2 separate regions of the Homo sapiens genome follow, and region 1 is linked to region 2. A link is an interaction called in ENCODE POLR2A ChIA-PET data of the cell type or tissue named here. Cell type or tissue: PC-9. All regions are shown on one strand. Links, peaks and the distances in the headings refer to the core of each region. The heading gives the core; the rest is flanking DNA. Region 1 overlaps MAST4 (microtubule associated serine/threonine kinase family member 4). Region 2 overlaps MAST4 (microtubule associated serine/threonine kinase family member 4).

Region 1 (5,383 bases), core at 105-5,104, 81 kb before region 2:
ACAAAAGCATCTCAATCTCATCAGGTTATTTTGAAGATTAAATGAGATAATGCATAAAAAATTTTTACCACATGGTCAGGCACTTAATGAGTACCAAATTATAACAATCTTTTAAGTTATGATTACTGTTACCATAGTTATTTGGTAATCATTATTTTTTCCCCTCATTTGTAAATAAGCAGTTAGTACCACATGATTGTTGAGGTAAAATGTCTGCATTATTAAAAGTCTATACAGTTCTATGTATTTTTTTTATTAAAAAATAATTTTAGAGACAGAGTCTCACTTTGTCACTCAGGCTGGAGTGCGGTAGCACAGTCTTAGCTCAGTGTGGTCTCTTAAGTCTTGGGTTCAGGTGATCCTCATGCCTCAGACTCCCAGGTAGCTAGGACTACAGGTGCATACTGTCACACCCAGCTCACGTTTTTATTTTTATTTTGGTAAAGACAGGGTCTTGCTATGTTGCCCAGAAATGCTCTCAAACTCTGGGGTCAAGCAATCCTCCTGCCTTGGCCACCCAAAGTGCTGGGATTACAGGTGTGAGCCACTGTGCCTGGCCCCAGTTCTACTATACTTTTTAAAAAAATGCTTATCGTACACTCAGCAGTGTGTTAGCCATGGAGGAATATAAATTGCAGTGTTTAATTCTTACCCCCAGAGTGTCGTTTAACTGGCAAAAATAAGTAAATGAAGCAGAGACAATAAATGAATTGCCTGGTAAACACTATCAATGCAATGTTGATTTTTGAGTGGAGGGAGATCTGAGTGGCAGCCAGAGAAGGTGTCCTTGAAGTGGTGGTTTTCCATGTGGGCCTAGAAGGTGAGGTGGGACTTTTTAAACAATATGAGCTTAGGCCTGTCCATTATGTGAATGCATGCAGTAGTCATCGGTTGGGCCAGGAGATAGGGGATGTGACACAGGCCAAGAAGAGGTGGAAGGTATGCTCTTGTCATGGCCCTCTGTGGTGGGAGACACTGCAGCTCCGAGGTCATGTGCCCTATTTTCAAATTGTGTGTACCAGCTATGAAGCCAAGGGAAAATCTTGTATCAGTACAATGGGGGAAGTCACACCATGTACCTCATTAGGAATGTTATAATTAGACGATCTGTTGAAGCCACTCCGTAGAGTGATCAGGCTGTTTTGGTGTAAGTACAGCCAGTACTTAGTTAAATGAGACATAGTCTGCCCTATGACCCAGCGGCCTCAATCCTAAAGAGGGCATGTTTGTATGAGGCGTGTACCCAGGTGCCTTTTGGAGCATTGTCATGACAGAAAGTCAGAGGTTTTGTGGGCATTGACAGTTGTGGGTGGTTGGGTAAATGGGGGAATGTCATAGAGTACCATTTAGCCATTGGAAGCAACAGCCCGAAGGAACACACAGCAATGTGGATAGAGCTTAAAACATATCACTGTGTGGAACCAAGCTTAAAAAATCAATTCTGCAGTATCATACTTTTAATGTCAATCAATTAAAAGTACACACCACATAATGTACATTTCATAGGAGCATGTGCAAATAGCCGAATATCCATCAGATATAGAGAAAGATTGCTTGGAGGCAGGAGGGGAGGGCCTAGGACTGGAAAGTAGCCATGCAGGTAAGTAAATGGATGGGTGATTGAGGAGGAGGAGTCAGCCTACTCTCTCCTCTACACTTGGATCTCCACAAGAATAAATTGGTAAGCAAAGAAATATGATATAAGGGAGGCTTAAATGCTTGAGTGAGAAGTGGATGCAGCCACCTGTAAGGTAAGTACTGCTATGGGGAGCAATGGGATAGCTAATACTGACACAGTATTCCCATGGGTCCAGCCTGCTTCTAGTTGCTTTACACACATGTGAACCACTTTCATCTGTACAGCAACCTGAGGATTTTGGGTACTGTTAGCACCATGTTGCAGATGAGGAAACTGAAGCAGGGTGAAGTTCAGTAACTTGCACAGGGTCGCACAGCTGGTAAAAGTGAAGCCAGGATTCAAGCCCGATTACTCTGGCTTTAAGCCCCTGTTCTTAACCACTAAGCCTTGCTGACTCCTGATGGACGTACCTAAAGTGGAGACGAGAGGTAGAAATGCCTTCCACAGATGGTACCACCGGCACGGGCCTGGCATTCGCAACTGCTTCCTCTTTGTGGAGGCTGACCATTTTCTTTCAGTGTGTGCACATGTATATAAAACTTCTTATTGAAATATAATATGGACTCCTTAGTGTACAGCTTGATGAATTTCCACAAACCGAACAAGATCAAGCAACACAGAACAAGATGGACAGCCCTGAAAAACTAAGGAAAACAAAAACCTCTGTCATTTGTACTAGGTACTAAATTATGATGCTGGAAAACAACGTCATGAAAAACATAAGCCTTTAAAAGCAAAAACAATAGAAATGTAAAACTTTCTGAAATTGCTAGAGGTATCAGGCGTTCCTAAGGCATAGAAAAAGCCCTCTACCTTTTCATTGATTTTTTTACTACAGTCAGTTGCTTCTGTTATGACTGGCCGGGAGGCATGGATGACTCATGAAGGAAAGTGGAAAAATCTCTCAATGAATTTAAAGGCAGCCTCCTGTTATCAAAGGATAAAGCAGTTTGAGCTGCAAGCATTAGTTAGACATAAATAAATAGATAAATACCTATCATGATTGGATCATAAGGAAGACCTTGCAGTGGCCAGATAAATGAATTTTCTTCTCTCCTGGTCATTGTTTAACTCTGTGGGACAACTGTCTTAGATGTTCAATGTCAATTCCTGTGGGCCACGTTTGCCAGTTTGCAGGACAAAGCTATGACAGCGTGTATCACACTAAAAGGATAATGTTTTCCCATATTTCAAATGGCCAATTCTGTGTCCAGAAAAAGTATCATGTTGTGTTTTGGGGCTACTCTTAACACATCTTCTACCTACCTGGCAAATTTGTACACAACAATTCAGCACCTTTGGGCAGTGAGGTTAAATAACTCACACAAGATCCCAGAGCTAGTAAAAGGTGAAGCCAGGATTCAGACCAGTTAATCTCTGTACTTTGCCATCATAGCCTAGTCCTTGCCACCAACATCTAGGAAGGGCTTGGCCTCTTTCCTGGGGCATGGACTGTGCTGGGCAATGCAAGATTTCTCAGGGTTCAAGAGGAAGGCAACCACTATACCTTCTTTTTTTCTCTTTTAGCCTCAAGTAATCGTGATGTTCTTTTTACCTAAATGTCAGAGAACTCTTTTGGCCTAGATACCACTCTTCTGGCCCCTGGCTCCTATGGACCTAGGTAAAGCTGCAAAGCTGATGGAAGAGTGTTCATTCTCCTTATGGTTCCTAGCCCAGTTTACAAGGATTTTTTGTCTCCGTTGGCTTTAAGAAGAACTGCAGACCCCTAACAATTCTATTGAAAAATGGGCAAAGGAAACAAATGAACAGTTCACAGAAAAGCAAATATGAATAAATGGCTCATACGCATAGGAAATGATTCTCAACTACCCTTATAAGAAAAGTACAATGGGCCGGGCGTGGTGGCTCACGCCTGTAATCCCAGCACTTTGGGAGGCCAAGGCTGGCAGATCACGAGGTCAGGAGATGGCGACCATCCTGGCCAACATGGTGAAACCCTGTCTCTACTAAAAATACAAAAAATTAGCTGGGCGTGGTGGCGGGTGCCTGTAGTTCCAGCTACTCGGGAGGCTGAGGCAGGAGAATGGCGTGGACCCGGGAGGCGGAGCTTGCAGTGAGCCGAGATTGCGCTACTGCACTCCAGCCTGGGTGACAGAGCAAGACTCCGTCTCAAAAAAAAAGTACAAATTAAAAATTGTACTGATATATATATATATATTTTATGTGTTTAAAATATATACACACACACACACACATATATATATATATATATACATACACAAATTACCTATTGGGTTGGCAAAAATCTAAACCTGGGAGTATTTCTGGTTTCTAAAACTGGAAATCTAAAACTAAAAGTATTTTGCAGCTATGCTTTCTGGGAAAATAGCTTGCTTTCTTTGTTTTGTTTTGTTTTTTGAGACAAAGTCTCACTCTCTCACCAAGCCTAGAGTGCAATGGTGCCATCACTCACGGCTCACTGTAGCCTTGACCTCCCCAGGCTCAGGTGATCCTCCCAAGTCAGCCTTCTGAGTAGCTAGGACAACAGGCACACATCACCACGCCCAGATAATTTTTGTATTTTTTGTAGAGATGGGATTTCGCGATGACGCCCAGGCTGGTCTCAAACTCCTGGGTTGAATCAATTCACCAGCCTTGGCCTCCCAAAGTTCTGGGATTACAGGCATGAGACACTGGTCTGGGAAATAGCTTTCTTACTTATAATTCTGGTGGGAGTGTAGGTTAGAACAACTTCTGCAGATGGCAAATTGTCAATGTTAATCAAAATACATGTACCTTTTGACCCACCAGTTCTTCTTTGGGGAGTAAAGCCATCAGATAGACCAGTGTACATGCTGAATGAGTCCTGGAAAAGATTATTTATTATAGCATCCTTTTTAATAGCAAAAGATTGGAAACAACCCAAACATCTTTTAGTAGTTAAGTGGATAAACAAATTATGTTTCATTCGTGCTATGGAATACCATACAGCTATGTAAAAGACTGAGGGCTTTGCACTGATATAAAAGAATCTCCTGATCAGAGGGAAAAGTCAAAGGGCCAAATAGTAGGCTTAATATGTTTCATTTGCTGTAAAAGTAGGAGGGGAATAAGAGTATGTACTCATTGGCTTATGTAGTCAGATATTACATATTTGCTCATATTTTGCTCATAAATTCTGGACAAGTTCATTCAAAACTTAGAACAGTGGTTCTCTCTGGGAGAGAAATGTGGGAACTGGGTGAATTGGGGACTAGGATGGAAAGGAGTTTTTTAAAAACTAAATGCTTCTCTATACTTTATAGACTGTGGTAATATATTAACCATTCCAAAAAAAGTGGGTTTTTTTAAACATAAAGAAATCCAGAGCTCTTGACCCAGAGTTTCTTCCTTTCATTCTGAGCCAGCTGCTAAACCTCTGTGCTCACTTCTAACTTCTACTGGATTCCTCCTGAATTGTCTAGCTTCCCCTTAACAATGGACGTTTGAGGACATTCACCATCCTCTAAAGTTTATTGCAACAAAAGGACGAGAAGGAGAAGTAGAAGACTACAGAGCTTATCTCATTTGTTTTCAGCCTAACATCTCTCTACTCAGACCCATACAAGTAATTCTAAGGAGAGTGGATTCCACTTATTTTCCGTGATGCTTTGTATAAGGTATGATAGAAACACAGTATTAAAGCACTCAAAAATACCAAAGGTAAAAAATATCTTTGAAACTCAGTTCCACTAATGTAATATATACTGACATTCACTTTGTGGCCAGGCACTGTGCTAAGTG
Region 2 (5,383 bases), core at 296-5,295:
TCAAGATTACTGCAGCAGTTCTCTAGCATCCCCTCAAGGTGACGTAATTTTCTCTTCTTGAACTCGTGACTTTAAACATTTGATGTGTTGTAATACATTACCATTGTTGTTCCTATTGATGCTTGATTATCCCATATGGGGCCAAATGTCCTAAATTTGTGGCTTTTACTCACAGGGAAGCTGTTGGAGGATTTTGAACAGAAGAGTGACACATTCTGAAAGAGATCACTCTGGAGTTTATGTGGTCACCAAGGTGTAGAGGGTACCAGGGAGGAAGTAGACCATTTAGGAATAATCTAGCCAAGATACAATGTATTTTGGGTCAATGTATTTTGACATTAGGTGGAAAGAATGGTGGCATTCTGGATATTTTACATTGAAAGGAGGCTTATTTTGGAGTTTTGGAGGGCAGGATGGTGAGTTTTCTTTTGGGTATGTTAAATTAGGGGTAGTAAAAGGAAACTGAAGTGAAAATGTATTGTAGTCCATTGGCTATATGGAACTGAAGTTTACTTCAGAAGATCTGTGTGTAGAAGGCTATTGAATAATATTCTAATGTGTTTCCTGAGATGAAGGTCTACTTTAAAAGTTAAAGAATTTGTGGATTTCGCTTTATTTTTTGTTATAGGGTGGTAACTGATTTTTTTCTTTTCTTTGTTTATCATAATCTGGCTGTGACACCCATGCTTTCGAACTTTCCCCGACCAACTTTCCTAAGGAAAGTTGAGGCCTCTTTTTTGTGTTCCATTATATCTTGTTTGTTTGTTTGAGATGGAGTCTTGCTGTGTTGCCCAGGCTGGTCTCAAAACTGCTGGACTCAAACCGTCTTCCCGCCTCAACCTTCTGAGTAGCTGGGATCCATTATATCTTTTTAGTATTTCCTTTTGTGATGCTTTTTTCTACTAAATTACAATTACTTTTTACATCTCTAGCTGCCTCTCTGTGGAGTCAGTGACTATATTTCAAGTATGGATTTGTTACCTCCAAAGGATAAGAGGATTGGTTGGTTCTGTGAGCTCACACTGAGAGATAAGCTGGTACCTAGTTAACAATGGGCATTAACAAATGCCCCAGAGCAAGTTGATAGTTAAGGATGTAGAAAAGAGTTCTGAGAGTATCCTATAAACCTCCACTGGCCCATATGCACCTTTGTGGAGTTAGAAACAGGTAGCCCTCCAGAAGGGCACAGAGCTGAGGGAGACTTCGTGAAAATGAGAAAAATGGAGTGGAAGCAGCCCAGAGCCAGGTGCAGGCATAAAACCATGGAAAGCAGACCAGATGTTGGTTCCTACTTCCCTCCTTGCCCAGGGCACAACCTGAACAGCTACCTGTGGCATCCCTGCTTAGGCAGACCTCTGGGATAAGAGTAAATTTACAGACCAGGATCTAATCCTATTATAGCCGCCAACTGTGTGCCCTCAGTTTCTTCATCTGTAAAAAGACAGAGTTTGACTTCATAGCCTTTGAAATATAACTGCTTGAATATACTTGCTATTTTACCGCAGTTTGGCTCTGTCTCTCTCTCTCTCTTTGTGTGTGTGTGTATGTGTGAAAGAGAAAGAGAGAGAGAGAAAGAGAGAGAAAGAGAAAGAGATGCCTTGTAGTACTTGAAAATTAGAATTCTTGATAAAATAAAGCTCTAATTTGTTCTAGTGTTTCTTTTCAACAAACCAGGGGTTGCCAAGTTTTAAAACATTTTAAAATGCATTAGAGGAAGTGAGTCAGTTACGTTCTTCATACACTACAATGGAAGTACACTTAGTTCCAAGTTATGAATGCTGTGAAAAATTAGGTTCTTTTAATAAATACAAGATGAAACTTTCAGGCTTTCAAAATTCATGTTCTTTCTTTCCCTCCTTATTCATATTAGATTGCTTTTGTAAAGTATACAGCACTGCGATCTTAAAAATGAGCTTTTCGAAAATAAAAATCCAAGTGCCTATCTCTTGCATTTCCAGTTGGTAGTTTCCTATCATCGGGTTTGCCTGTTCACACAAGTCTTTGCGGCACAACGGAGTCTGACTTCCCCCAAATTAATGCAGTTAGTTTATTCCTCGTTCTGATGATTGCCATATATAGAGAAAGATCTAATTATTTTTATGTGGCACTATTCCTCATTTATTTCTTGGGGACTATGAGTGATTTAGTTAACTCCACCAAGGGAAGTGTAAGATGAGCCTCCTCAGGGTGGCTGAATTCTATTCGAGAGCATCACAGGGAGGTGGGGAATAGTTGACGTGTGCTGAGATAAACTCTTTTACAAGTATGACACTGTTGCTTTATTTTTTTGCCCCAGTCTGCAGGGTGAAAAGGACTTTTCATTTCACTGAGGTGAAAAGTGGGTCTGTGAGTAGAGCGACTTTCTTTAAAAAAAAAAAAAAAAATCAGAAACCAATTACTTGATATGCAGAGCTGCAAGCCTCGTTCCTTTAACAAAATCAGTGCAGTGTGCACTGCCGTTAACCTGAGGAAAGCAGCTGACATCTCTTGATTACGGCTAGAGGTGGAAGGACCCAAACTTGCAGCCTCCCCCTCCCCCTCGAGAGAGTGTTAGTCCAGTCCTTTAGAGAGGTTCGGTTTGGCTCTCTGTCATCACCGGGACGCTGGCAGGGAGTGTGTGTCATGGTTACAATAGAGTGTGCTAACATATAACAACCATGAAAGCCCAGCGGGAAAGGCTACAGATTCCGGGGCTGACCTTGGAGTAAGTATTGTCTGTCTTTAATATTTTAATGCTTTCTGCATGGCACTCGCTTTCTGGCGACCAATAGCTATTTAGCATTTGTTTGTACTGACAGCCTCAGAGCACTGCAGTGTGAGGTGGAGGAACATGTCTTAAATGCATGGCATTTGGTTTCAGCTAATGTGGACACCCAGACCAGCATTTTGCATTGCAGTCAGAGGAAAAGCATTGCTGCATATTTAAAGTTACTAAACCCCAGTTCTGGAAACATCTTAACAGCTCATTGTGAAAGAATGTATCAGTAGGCCATGGTGTATCTGTCTTTTTCTCCTTCTCTCTTACTGTTTGTTTATCCCTATGTTGCCTTTTTCTAAAGAAAGGCCTCTGTCTGCATTGAATAATAGAAGACATTACAATGGATTAGAGTGCAAGAGAAGGGTTATTTGTGACGTTCATTAGATGTGATCCATGTTTTATCTGTGCAACAGAATATTAATGAACTGTGGTACATTTAGAATCCTCTCTGCAGAATCTCCAGCCACTGCATGCAATGTGTTTACCTAGTTGAGCTGTGTGTTTGCTTAGCTGTTTTTTTTTTTAACCCATTAACTCATCTGACTGCCTTGTGATGTGATGTAGCTACATGAACATGTCCACATCTAATTTGTGGCGCAGAAGTTAGACATCTGTGATGCAGGAAGTGTCAGCAAATTTTTATTTTAAATCTGTTAGTCAAAGATGCAGAAGCTGTGAGTTAGTCTGTGCTGTCACACTTAAAATAATAAACAGTAAAATATAAATCCGGTAGACAAACATAAATATCCCTCTTTCTAACTTACAGCACAGATATAAAATTACATTTCAGTGAATTCTGTACAGTCCCAATAATCTCATACTGGACTGTCTGCAGAAAGAGACTGCAGAATGAGAACTGTGCTTGGTTCTGAGGATTTATTATTCCTCTTGAATTTTGTAGATGCATCATACAAGAGAAATTATTTCCTTAATTAATAAAAGCATGACATTCTGAAGTGAATACTTTTCTAATCAGTCCTTGCTCTAAAATTGTGCCCTGATTTTATACTAATGAGGGACTCACTTACAAAAAGTTAGAGGGCTCTCACAACCTTCTTGCTAGCTGTGACATTCTTCATATTAGAGGTACGAATAGTATTTACCCATTGCCCTAACATTTCTCCCATCTCCACCCCCACCCTAACATTCAACTCTCACCATCTGTGTGGAATATTTTAGTGGCATGCACTCATTCTTCTACTTAACCCTCCTCTCTCTAGCTGGAAATGCATAACTAAGCCATAGCTCTGTGTTTAAAACCCAGGGGCATTAACCTCCCGCTTTGCTTTTGCCTCTGTTTTTTGTTGTGCTGTTTCCTGGTTGTTTTCTTTGGACTTAGTAGATATCATTTCACATTAGGCTTTTTCTTTCTTTCCTCTTCTTCCTTTACTTTTTTTCTTTCTTTTCTCAATCTTGTCTACATTAAGAGGAGACACTTCAAAGTAACTTTTTAAAAATATGAACTCAGCTGTGTCAAACATTCCATTTTATGATTAGAAGGACTGAATTATGCCACGAGTTTTATGACCTTGCCAGCGTCGACACAGGACATAACAGTCAGCTAAACACAGGGGATCTTTGGATGTTGTTTTGGTATCAGGCCACGCCCCCTCCTTCTATCCTCTTATCTTGGTAAATATTACTGTGCATTTAAAATAGGTAATTCTGTTTGCCTAGGGAGCGTGAGAGTGGAATAGAGAATCACTCTTAAATATCATTGTAGTATTAGTATGTGATTTACTTTGAACATTTTGTTTACCTTGAAATGCAAAATTACTCTAAAATGGACATAGCTAACTTTACATTCACTCATGGAGAAAGCTAATTCTGCAGTCTTTGAGTAAATTCAACTTCTAGCCACTGCAGAGGAATGTTATAATGGAAAGTCTTATCACAGATTCTATTAAAAGCAGATTTAATGTATATAAATTTAATTATCTGGGAATCTTACAGTCTTAACTCACACAGCAAATGTGTAGAACAGCTTTTGAATGTTCATCAGACATTACTGTTTTTCTTTCAGAAGAGTTTATTCCATAAGCACTGCAGCTGTGGAGTATTATATGAGCCTATTTTATGCTCTGTAGATGCAATCTAGAATTTTCCATTGGATTTATCAGTAAACACAGGGCAGTTTCTGATTCCTGTTTCAGATATTGAAATCTTAGGTGTGAGACATCAAATATATATTTCAGAAATTAATAAGTTGTTAATTTATACAGAAATTTATGATGCCTAAATAGCCTATGCCTGGCTTTCCAGTTTCTGAGAAAGGTAGATTTTTTTGTTTTTTCTTTTTTCATTGTAAGTATAGAATTGGGTACATAGACACTTCGTAGCACTCATCATGTGTGTTTCCGCATAGAGACTGGGAATGGTGTTAGTGCCTATGCATGCCGATTTTAGGACAGGAAGGAATAGATAAGACTGTACATAGACAAAATGATGGACATATCAGGGGACATTCCTGAGAGCTTTCCAATGAGCTGCTAAGTTAGAGTACAGCATGTTTAAGAGCAGCAGCTTTTGAATATGCTCTGAGTGTATAAGGAAAATAATTCCTTACTAATTACAAGTGCTGGTACCAAATCAGAGAATGGTCTTAGAAGATATAAAACTTTACTC

What was found. Peaks named below come from ENCODE experiments on the same cell type or tissue, not always from the same donor. Only the 100,000 strongest peaks of a DNase experiment are listed, where the experiment ranks them.
Region 1: POLR2A ChIA-PET joins it to region 2 with 8 read pairs; 4 of 35 experiments call an interaction of 5 or more read pairs at or near these places.

What each region holds. Positions count from the first base shown.
Region 1 is chr5:66,875,508-66,880,890 of GRCh38, forward strand. The region is part of intron 3 of MAST4 (microtubule associated serine/threonine kinase family member 4); the gene reads left to right. Among named protein-coding and RNA genes, the nearest start is that of MAST4-AS1, 130 kb to the right of the region's middle. In PC-9, for the core only: no CTCF peak of the experiment used is centred there; a DNase peak (open chromatin) is centred at 2,524; H3K27ac peaks cover 159 bases.
Region 2 is chr5:66,956,591-66,961,973 of GRCh38, forward strand. The region is part of intron 4 of MAST4 (microtubule associated serine/threonine kinase family member 4); the gene reads left to right. Among named protein-coding and RNA genes, the nearest start is that of MAST4-AS1, 45 kb to the right of the region's middle. In PC-9, for the core only: no CTCF peak of the experiment used is centred there; DNase peaks (open chromatin) are centred at 2,901 and 3,281; H3K27ac peaks cover 2,303 bases.